2 separate regions of the Mus musculus genome follow, and region 1 is linked to region 2. A link is a loop called in an ENCODE intact Hi-C map of the cell type or tissue named here. Cell type or tissue: gastrocnemius. All regions are shown on one strand. Each heading gives the region's core, and the rest is flanking DNA. Links, peaks and the distances in the headings are about the cores only.

The links. Peaks named below come from ENCODE experiments on the same cell type or tissue, not always from the same donor. Only the 100,000 strongest peaks of a DNase experiment are listed, where the experiment ranks them.
Region 1: a loop joins it to region 2, with 1.9 times the contacts of the local background. A loop is called at or near these places in 6 of 42 quality-filtered maps.

The regions. Positions count from the first base shown.
Region 1 is chr17:24,616,956-24,619,455 of GRCm38, reverse strand. It overlaps Tsc2 (TSC complex subunit 2), which reads left to right. Exons shown (of 42, transcript NM_001286713.1): 15 at 1-41; 16 at 474-590. Among named protein-coding and RNA genes, the nearest start is that of Tsc2, 14 kb to the left of the region's middle. In gastrocnemius, for the core only: a CTCF peak has its summit at 1,368; no DNase peak of the experiment used is centred there.
Region 2 is chr17:24,663,409-24,672,303 of GRCm38, reverse strand. It overlaps Zfp598 (zinc finger protein 598), which reads right to left and starts at 2,617. Exons shown (of 12, transcript NM_183149.2): 1 at 2,331-2,617. The coding sequence starts at 2,546. In gastrocnemius, for the core only: a CTCF peak has its summit at 4,656 (motif pointing right); a DNase peak (open chromatin) is centred at 4,679; H3K4me3 peaks cover 131 bases; H3K27ac peaks cover 567 bases.

The DNA of each region.
Region 1 (2,500 bases), core at 1-2,500, 50 kb after region 2:
ACACCCACCACTTCAACAGTCTGCTGGACATCATTGAAAAGGTGAGAGCCATTTAGAGGTCTGGGCTGGCATGGACAAAGCCCTGTGGCTAGACCTCTTTGTCCCGTTTTTATCACTGTGACTGATGGCTGTCTGCACGGGCAGCAGAAGTGTGTGGTGTCAGCAGGCCGTGTTGAGCCACCTTGCTTGGCTGGTGTACTGCCTCAGCACCTTGCAAATGAGTGTCCTGTCACTCTCAGGGGTCTGCGCCAGGCATCTGGAGAATAGCACAGAGCAGGGATCCAGGGCTGCGGCCCACATCCCCCCAGGGAGGCTGCTTTGTCCTTTCAGTTTTGAACTGTTTGTGAGCAGTCACTTGTGAGAAGGCATATCTTCCCTCCCGAGAAGGACAGGAGGGGTAGTCCTGGTAGTCAGGTCTGTGGCGAACTGCCTGTGAGCCGTGACTTGGACCTTACATGCTGGCCTCTTGGAAGGTGATGGCGCGCTCACTCTCTCCACCCCCGGAGCTGGAAGAAAGGGACCTGGCCATGCACTCGGCCTCCCTGGAGGACGTGAAGACCGCGGTCCTGGGGCTCCTGGTCATCCTTCAGGTGGGTGCTCTGCAAGGGTAGAAGGCTTGTTGGAAGCTTCTCTAAAGAGATGTGTGTCCTGGAAACCCCAGCTCTGACTGGGTTACAGGGATTGGGTGGTACCGCTGAGTGGCAGTATGAAGATGTGACCAAGCCGTGAGAGGCCTGCGGCCTGCAGCAGGTGAGCCTTCTCTGCTCTAAAGTTACTCTGCAGTTACTCCATCCTTGCTGCTCAGAGCTCCCTCTGTTGCCGCCAGTACTGTTCCTTAGCTGCTGAGTGGAGAAGCTGCTCTTGCCCTGCGGCTGCTTGCTTCTGGGAGAGCTTTATTAAGATACTGTGGCACATATCATATGGTGCCCTCCATTATTGTCAATAGCCTATTGACTATCAATATGTCCACAAGGCTGTGCAGCTGTCCCCACAACCAATTTACTAGATTGGTTTTTCTGTTTGTTTGTTTTACTTTTTTGGGGAGAGGGCCTCACTATGTAGCCTAGTCTGGCCTTTGAGAGCTAGGACTATAGGACCGAATGACCATATGACACTGTCCAGTTCCAGTCAGTCAGCCTATACCTGCTGACCGCTGTTCCCCACTTCCTCCAAGGTCCCGGGGCTGCTGCTCTGTCTGTTCCCATGGAGACATTGTCTTGTCCTAGCTGTTTCACATACATGGCCTCGCATGTGGGCCTCTGTGGTTGGCTTTCACCAAGCATCCACGCTATGGCGTGTATCAGAGCTTCGTTGCTTTTCAGAATGTTCCATTGTGTGCATGGCCCACTTGCTGTGGTCCGTGGCTCCTCCCTGTGGCTGCCTTTGCTGGGCTGGATAGCGTTGGGCAGACCTAGGAGGAATTGCTGAGTCACACTAAGTCTGTAACATCTGAGGCATGTCACAGTTTGTGAGCTTTTCTTGTAGTGTGTTCATGTGTGTGTCCATACATTAGTTTGTGTGTGTGAGGATAGACACACTCTTGCCACACTGTGCACTTGGCAGTTAGGGAACAACCTCAGGTGCCCGTCCTCACTGGTTACCTATTTGTCAGAGACTCTTGTTTACCGCTGACTACTATAGGCCAGTAGGCCTAGGAGCTGATAGGGATCCTCCTGTCTCTGCCGCCAACCTCCCCATGGGAGCACTGGAGTATAGATAGGTGCTACCATGTCCTGCTGTGGGTGGGTTCTGCGGATCCAAATGCTGTCCTTACACTTGTGTAAAAAGTCCTTTGCCACCTCATGCCCAGCCCCCTTCTTAAAGGTAGGACCCGCCCAGGCTGGACTGGCTCTGAACTCGTGGGGCTCCTGCTTCCGTTTCCGCGTGCTGCTGTTAGAGGTCTGCAGTGCTGTGGTCAGCTTGCTAGGCTGCTGTGCACTCAGACTGCACCCTTTTCCACACTAGCCTCGTATGCGTTCTGGCTTCCCCATCGGAGTATGTAGTTTTCCATATCCAGATCACGTCTGGGCTTTGCCATGTTGTTGTTGTTGTTGTTGTTGAAAGAAGCTCTCATTATCTTGTTAAGGCTATTTTAAATTCACGATCTTCCTCCTCCATTTGATACACACTATGATGCCTACCTCCTAGCATGTAGATTTGTTCCTTTCCTTTCCTTTCCTTTCCTTTCCTTTCCTTTCCTTTCCTTTCCTTTCCTTTCCTTTCCTTTCCTTTCCTTTCCTTTCCTTTCCTTTCCTTTCCTTTCCTTTCCTTTCCTTTCCTTTCCTTTCCTTTCCTTTCCTTTCCTTTCCTTTCCTTTCTTTCCTTTTGTATGTATCGATACAGGTCTCACTAGGTAGTCCAGGTTGGCCTGGAACTTTCTTTGTAGTCAAAACTGTCTGTCTTTAGGGTTCTAGGATTACTAGTGTGGGCCACTATCTTGGCACAGTGTTTGGCTTTTAGTTTTAAAAAAATTGTATTTATTTTATGTGTGTGCTCACGC
Region 2 (8,895 bases), core at 3,331-5,830:
GTGGCCCGTCCAGAGACGGGCAAGTTGGAGAGCAACAGGATGAGAAAATGGCTCTAGAGAGATGTGTCCAGAGGAACACAAGAAGTACCTAAAGAAAGACTGAGCACAGACCTCTCCACTACTCAGCACAGGAGCCTCACACCACATGGCAGCCCACCTAAGCTGCACACTGAAGAGTCCAATTGCCCTGGCTCTTCACCAGACCAGCAGTTTCAAACTTGTATACCGTCTCTGTACTACACCCAGACCGCCCCCTACCCGAAGCCTATACAAGGTGTCACAGCAAAGGAAACTGGCCCTTCAACACATTTGTTTTGTTTAAGGCAGTTTCTGTCCAAACTCATTCTGTAGACCAGGCTTGGCCATGAACTCAGAGATCTGCCTGCTTGTGCTACAGAATGCTGGGATTAAAGGTGTGTGCCACCCCCATCCAGCTTTATATAACATCTTAACAAACATCCCTCCTAATTTTTAGTCACATGAAGGGACTAAGTCATTGTGGAATTCTGGAATTCAGGACATATTCAAAGGGTAATACAAGACTCAGTAAGGGACAAGGGTGAAGGCGCTAGGTTACAAGTGGAGGGAATCAGGATAAACGGTGAGGCTGAGCTGGACAGCTACCATCTCACCCCACTTCCCAAAGAGCTCCTGCTGCCCAGCATGGTGGTACAAGTCTAAGAGGACGCCCAGGCTTAGCCAGGGGCACAGAGTGTCAAACCACATCCCAGCCAGGGCAAGCTAACAGCTCATGTCAAAAGCCCCTGCCACAGAGCTCTTAGAGGTGTGAGGCTCAGGAAGACTGAGGGAGGGCAGACACTGGCTACAGCTGACATATGTATGTATGTTCACTCACTTCCTGAGTGAGACCCAGAGCCCAGGCCAGGACGACGTACATAAGGACCTACAAAATGTCTCCCTTCCTAGAAGGAAGCTACAGGTATGTGTGCTCAAAACCCGTGTCAGACCTTCCCATCAGCGTGTGCACGACTGGCCAGCAAAGCCCCAGCAAGACCCTGAGTAGGACACCAGCCAAAAGCTTCCAGAGATGTTTCTAAACCCCAGATCTCATCCAGTAGGGTAAGGCTCCTTCCACCACACTATGTCTGGGGTCTTCTAGTCCCTCTTCCCCAGTATGACATAGATGCTTAGGGAATGTTCCAGATTCCAGCTGAGTCTTTTGACATAAATATCAAGAAAGAAAAGCTGGGTGTGCTGGGTATGGTGGAGAATGACCTAGCCCTCAGGAGGTAGAGGCAGGTGGATCTGTGTGACTTCAAGGCCAGTCTGGTCTAGAGAATGAGTTCCAGGACTGCCAGAGCTACAGGCCCTGTCTCAAATACGGGATATGGTGGTGCACTGCCTTTAATCTCAGAAATCAGGAGGCAGATACTGGTTCTACATAACAAGTTCCAGGCCAGCCAGGACTACATAGTGAGACCCTATCTCAACGAGAAAGAAAAAGGTCAGAAAGAAAAGAAAAAAAAAAAAAAAAACTCAAAATTTTGGCATCATTTCTATCTCTGCATCACTTCTAAGAACAGGAAAGGGTGATTCCCTGGCAGAAGCCACTAGCCAAAACCTTCCACGAACCAACCAAGGTAATTTCACAATTCTGGAAGCAAACAGATCTCTACGGGCAGCAAACCAAGGGAGGTTCAGCTGGATACTCCCCATCAAAGGCTGGCATTGCTGGAGTCCTCTGACCCCCTTCGGGATTTCCAAGTCTAGACAGCCAGAAACATCCTCTTCCCACCACTCTGGAAGGAAGCCTCAAAGCTAGAACTAGTAACGAGGAGGAAAACTTCCTAAAATTGTGGACCACCAAGCACCTAGGAATCAGGTCCTGGTATCACCTCCACTCTACAAATGGAAACGCTGTCTCAGGAGCTAAGGATCACCGGTGGGGCCCAGAAGCCCAACTAGTCTGGAAATGTCCAGTTTAACCCTTTTTTTCCAGAGCAGTCAGCTTCCAGAATAGACAGTGTCTGGAGGTTCCCCCTGGCTGTCTGCTCCTCCTCAGTGACGATCCCGAAAAAATTAAGATTCACAGACAGGAGGGCTCTCGACCTGACCTTGCCCTTCCCGCAGCCAGGTCATAGGGAAAAGTCCCCAGGCTTAGAGTTCCCACAGACATCGCTCCTCCTTCCCCAGCCCGGCCGCCTCTGGCTTCTCCCAGCCCCAGGAGGCCCGGTGATCGCATGGCGCCCCGACCGACCACCCGGCCTCCGGAGGGAGCGGGTGAGGCCAGGCCGCGGCCGGACACCGAGCAGGCAAAGCCATCAGGAGTCCGCCCTCCCCGCGCCCCGTCGCGCGCCCCGCTGGCGCACCTGGCGCAGCTCCTCGCGGCACACGGCGCAGTAGCGCTGCTCGCACAGCACCCGCATCTTGGTAGAGCACCGGTAGCACACCGGGTGATCGCAGCGGCCCAGCGCCGTAGCCTCCAGGTCACCGCAGCACAGCACGCAGCTCCCGCCGCCCCGCTCCGGCGCTGCCACCGCCTCCAGAGCCGCGCGCCGCCCCTCGGCGCCCGCCGCCGCCGCCATGGCCGGGCTCCGGCCCCCTCCTGGCCGGCGCGGCACAGCGCGGCCTGGCTCCCGGCGGACCCGCCCCTTCCGTCGACGTCACTGCCCTCAGGCAACCGCCCGCCTGGCGGAAGTGCGCACTGCGACTTCCGCCCGGGCCTGGTGTTGTACAGAGCTGCCATTCGCTCATGACTGCTGCTCAAGCCTTTCCAGTCATTTAAATGCGGAGTCTCTCCGCCTTCGCCGACGCAAGCTCTGGAAACGCCGGAGGAGCTACAGGGTTTCCAGCATCATTTCCGATAAAACACGAACTGTGGTTTGTTTTTCGAGACAGGGTTTCTCTGTGTAGCCCTGGCTGTCCTGGAACTCACTCTGTACACCAGGCTGGCCTCGAACTCAGAAATTCGCCTGCCTCTGCCTCCCAAGTGCTGGGATTAAAGGCATGCGCCACTATGCCCGGCTCGATCAGTCTTAAGCTAAGTATCACACAAACATTACTTGGACGTAGTATGTAGTATGTTTGTATCTTAAATGCAAATTTCACTGGATGTCCTGGGAACATAGCTTAGTGGCAGAGACTTGCCTACCGTGCCTAGGTTCCATTCCCAGCACAAAATACATACATAAGTAATTCAGCTAGTAATGACTGAATCCGACAAATTTTTAGGAACCTTTCTATAGCCCTGCACCTCTCTTGTGTTTGGAACATAAGCCTCTGACATCAGGACATCCAGACATTCTCACCCAATCCCACTAGAGAAGGGACCTCGTGTTTTCTTGGTTGTAAGACAGACACATCCAGCCAGACATAGTATGTAGGAAAGGGAAGCACCCAGAGGTGCTTGAGTGGATAGTAGTGAACCGGAGGCTTCAAGTCTGCAGCTGTTGGGCGGTCTCCGGATTTCTGATGAAGCGAGATGGGTCCAAATCTGAACCCTTTCTAGAAAGAGTCAGTATATTGTGTGTGTGACCCCAGAGTGCCTATGGCTAGCTAGAATCAGAAATGACTTAAACCCCTAATCCTGGTACCTAGACTTACATGCTTCTGAACTAGGTTGCCCCACTGAAGCCTATAACCTCATTTGTAAAACTGGGGTCGCCATACCAACTATGTAAAGCAGACCGGGCTACATTTGCCATCTTCGGACAGATAGGGGGATTTACCTTTCTTAGGCAACTGGGCAGGGCTAAGTATTGTTAAAATGACAGGGTGTGGTCACATACCTTTCATCCTAGCACTCACAGGCATAGACTTTGTAAGTTTTGAAGTCAGCCTGGTCAACATAGTTTCAGGCCAGCCATGGCTACGTAGAAGTGAGACACTGTCTCAAAAAAAAAAAAATCTGTTAAAATGGAGGACTGGAGAGATGGCTCAACAATTAAGAGCACTAGCTTTTCTTGCAGAAGTCCTAGGTTCAATTCCCAGCACCACATGAAGGCTCACAACCAGTTCCAGGAGGTTTAATATCTTCTGGTCTCTGAGGGCACCAGGCACACACGTGGTACACAGGCAGGAAAGCAAAACACGTCCATAGAAAATAAAAATAAATTTTAAAAAATGAAAACATTTCTGTTAAGATGACAATTGAATGTTAATGATAAGCTCGTTAGATGCTGATGGCAAGTACTTTATTGTCCCAGTTTGTGCAAATAAGTACAGGCTGAGGGATGGTGAATGTGGCTTCCTAATTGACAGCTTTTGGCCTCACCCTTTGCTGCCCTGGCTTTTTTTTTAGTCAGCCAGCCAGCCAGACTACCCATCTGCCACCATTCTGAACACTCCTTAGACACCTGAGAAAACAACGCAGTGAACAGAGTTGATTATCCCTCTCCTAAAGGCACAGCCTCAATCAGAGAGCTGTTTGAAACAGTTCACACCAGACTTTTTTTTTCTTTTTTTTCCGAGACAGGGTTTCTCTGTGTAGCTCTGGCTGTCCTGGAACTCACTCTGTAGACCAGGCTGGCCTCAAACTCAGAAATCCCCTTGCCTCTGCTTCCCAAGTGCTGGGATGGATTAAAGGTGTGAGCCACCACTGCCCGGCTACACCAGACATTTTTAAACCTACACACCTGGAACTCTAGATGACCCTGTAGTCATCTCAGGCTAGAAAGGAGGACTATTTCCCATGATTGGCCAGCAGAGGGCCTACTGTGACTGAGGAGACAAGGCTGTGATTGGCATAAACATTCTCTAGCCAGGTAAGCAGACTGGCTGTTCCAGCTCAGGCCGTGAGTCACGCGAAAGCTCTCCTCTCCTACCTCTTGTGTTGCCGGTTTAGATTTAGTAAAAGGCATCTCTACAGGGGTTTTTCTTGCCTGTTTTTTTTTTTTTTTGGGGGGGGGGGTTCGAGACAGGTTTTCTCTGTATAGCCCTGGCTGTCCTGGAGTTCACTTTGTAGACCAGGCTGGCCTCGAACTCAGAAATCCGCCTGCCTCTGCCTCTGCCTCCCGAGTGCTGGGATTAAAGGCGTGCGCCACCACGCCCAGCTCTTCTTGCCTGTTTTTAATAGAGCTGACTGAATTGGTAGCATGAGAAAGAGCAGATGAGTAGCTGTGGTACTGTGACAGCACAGCTGCCCAGCACATTGGGAAATGCACAGTCATGCAGTCCATGGTTTGACAGGTCAGAGGGGAACTGCATGCAAACATTTTGCTTCACAGATTCATAAAGAGCCTGTAGGATAAAAGACAAATGGATGCAGACAGTGGTGACAGGCACATCTCTTCTGAGTCGGAGGCCAGCCTGATCTACAGAGAGAATTCCAGGACAACCAGGGCTACACAGAGAAACCCTGTGTCTCAAAAAACAAAACGAAACAAAACCAGAAAGACAAATGACCCAGGCTTGATCTACACGAGCTCTTGGACACCCAGGGCCATGTAGAGAGATCTGGGTAAAAACAAAATGTACCAAAAAAAAAAAAAACAAACAAACAGACAGACAAACAAACAAAAAAACACAACAACACAACCGTAAAAGAGACTGAAAGAGCCAAAGGAAGCACGAAGGACTCCCTAGACAACAGCAAATATCAAGGGAAACCCTTGCCTGGCAGTGGTGGCACATGCCTTTAATTCCAGCAGTTGGGAGGCAGACGAAGGTGGATTTCTAAGTTCAGGCCAGCCTGGTCTGCAGAGTGAGTTCCAGGACAGCCAGAGCTACACAAAAAAACCCTGCTCCCCCCCCCCCAAAAAAAAAAAGAAAGAAAAGAAAAGAAGAAGAAGAAGGGAAGCCCTCTTGGAGGGGTTAGGAACTAGACCAGTGCTTGCTGTGTGATACTCCCCACCACGGTGACAGTGGACTAAGCCTCTGAAACTGTAAGCAAGGGCCAATTAAACACTTCCTTTTGGGGGCTGCAGAGAAATGGCTCAGCAGTTAAGACCTCTTCCAGAAGTCCTAAATTCAATCCCAACAACCACATGGTGGCTCACAACCATCTATAATGGGATCCGATGCCTTCTTCTGGCACTGGGGTGTACAGATAGAGCACCCATTCAAAATAAATTAAAAGTAAACACTTTTTTCTTTTCAAGACAGGGTTTCTCTGTATAGCCCTGGCTGTCCTGGAACTCACTTTGCAGACCAGGCTGGCCTCGAACTCAGAAATCTGCCTGCCTCTGCCTCCCGAGTGCTGGAATTAAAGGCGTGTGCCAAGCCCGTTCCCTTGCCTGTGTTTTCTCTGGATAGTATGTAGGAACAGTGGGAATCTCATCCATTCATGCGCGTCACTAATTAGATGACGAGGCATTTGGCTACCTTAAGAGAGTCATAGTTACTCCTGCCGTTTACCCGGGCTTCATTGAATTTCTTCACTTTGACATTCGGAGCACAGGGCAGAAATCACAGCAATGGGACACTAGGACACTGAGCATTGTGTGGGGTTGGTGTGGTGGCTCAGCAGGGACAATGCTGAAGAACTGAGGTCAGTCCTTGGAACCTATAAAGATCTGCATGCTTGCGTGCCTCTTATTCCTCTAAGTGTTAAGGCAGCGAGACCACTCAGGGTCAGCAGATGGCAGGTTCTCTCTCTCTCTCTCTCTCTCTCTCCTCTGTTTTTTGTTTGTTTGTTTGTTTGTGACAGGGTTTCCCTGTGTAACAGCCTTAGCTATCTGCCCTGGAACTCACTTTGAAGACCAGGGTGACCTTTAATTCACAGAGATTCTCCTGCCTCAGTGCCCCAGTTTGTGCAGGTTCACCTTCATACACATTTCCTTTCCACAATTCCTACCTTGAGTGTAGTTTCTATGAGCTACCATTGGGTTTGGTTATTTTCTTTCTTTCTTTTTTTTTTCTTTTTGTTTTTTTTGAGACAGGGTTTCTCTGTAGCCCTGGCTGTCCTGGAACTCACTCTGTAGACCAGGCTGGCCTCAGCTTGCCTGCCCTAAGGTTTTTCTCTTAATCATGAATAAACTGTCCAAAGGCTTTATTTGAGTCTTTGACCTTCTGTTTTCATTCGTGTCCACACTTCCATTATTTTATTAATGAGACTAGGAACACCCAAGTGAGGACCATGATTTTCTCCTTAACATGTGGCAGGACTTCTCAAGATTTCCAGTAGGAGTGGCTGGGCGTGGTGGCTCACACCTTTAATCCCAGCACTTGAGAGGCAGAGACAGGCAGATTTCTACGTTCGAGGCCAGCCTGGTCTACAAAGTGAGTTGCAGGACAGCCAGGGCTATACAGAGAAACCCTGTCTCGAAAAACAAAAACAAACAAACAAACAAAACAAAAAACAAAAAAAGATTTCCAGTAGTACTTCTTTCTTTCCTTTTTTTTTTTTTTTTTTATGTCTGCAAATGTCTGTCTGCATGTGTGTAAGTATTCTGTGTCCATGCCTGGTGCCTGCAGAGATCAGAGGCTGAAGTCAGAGCCACTGGAACTAAAGAGTATGGATGTGAGCCTCCTTGTGGGTGCTGGGAATTGAACCCTTGGCCTCTGCAAGAGTAACAGATCCTCTTAACTACTGAGCCATCTCTACAGTCTTCCCCCTCCATATATATATAATACATATATATTATATGAAAAATATTTTTGAGACAGTCTCTTTATGTGACCCCAGCTGTCCTTGAACTCCCTATGTAGTGGCCTCAAAATCAAAGAAATCTGTCTGCCTGTGTCATCTGAGTGCTGGGACTAAAGGTGTGTGCCTGGCGCTCTTCTCCTGTCTTTTAAGTCTTTAATTGGCAGACAAAAGAACCCATCCCTGTGTCCCTCCCATGGTAGAATGGAGAACCAACTCCTGAAAGTTCTAGTGCAACCTTCACAAACAACCTAACATACATACCCATTATACCCATGATGATGATGATGATGAGAGGAGGAGGAAGAGCAGCAGAAGCAGCAGCAGCTGAGTATCTTGTAATCCCAGTGCTGTGTAGGTAGAGACAAGAATGCCCAGAAGCCTTCAGGCCAACCAGCCTGGCACATGCAGTGTTGAATAATGAAGAGATCCTGCCTCAGACAAAGTGGGAGGCAAGACCCAACACTGCAGCTTTCCTCAGCACCCACATTGTGACTCACAACCATCCACACCCTCTGGGTCTGACCTCTGCAAGGCAGCAGGTGTGGGCACAGTTCACTTACATACATGCTATCAAAGGTACAGGAGCGACCAACTCCCTCGGGTTGTCCTCTAACACATGAGCCTGGATTACACACATAGTGCAGTGCTGGAGAGATGCAGTGGTTGAAAGCACTTGCTGTTCTTGCAGAGGGCCTGGGTTGGCTTCTCAGCAACCCATGTGGTGGCTCACAACCATCTGTAACTCCTGGTCCAGGGGATCTGACACCGTCTTCTGACCTCTGTGGGCACCAGACATGCATGTAGAGTACAGATATGAAGGAAAAATACTCAACATGTAAAGCAAAAATGAATAAAGTATTCACGAGGGAGGGGTCTAGAATCCGAATAAGGGCCTTTGGGATGGCTCAGTAGGTAGAGCTAACTGGGACCTGCGTGGGGGAGGGAAAGCACTGACTCCTTCAGGCTGTCTGCCAGCTCCCGTTTGCACATCATGGCATGCATGATGTGCACATGTGTGCACACAATATTCTTTATAAAGGAATGACATTTAAATAATCAAATATTAAATAATCAGAATATCAGGCTTGGGAGTGTAGCTTGTACCGGAATGCCTGCCTGCTTACCATGCCAAAGACTCTTGGTTCAAGTCCCAGAACCACCAAGAAGAGAAAACTCAGAAAGACAACAGTCCTGAACTGAGAACACCGGAAGCTAGAACTCCGCAGATCGTATAGGAATTGCTTCTCAAACATGAAGAATCAGAAAACCTAGAGTTCAGAAAACATGATTCCAAGCTGAGCTGAAGCCACGGGCAATGCAGAGGCTTCAAGAGTAGAGGCCCCAAC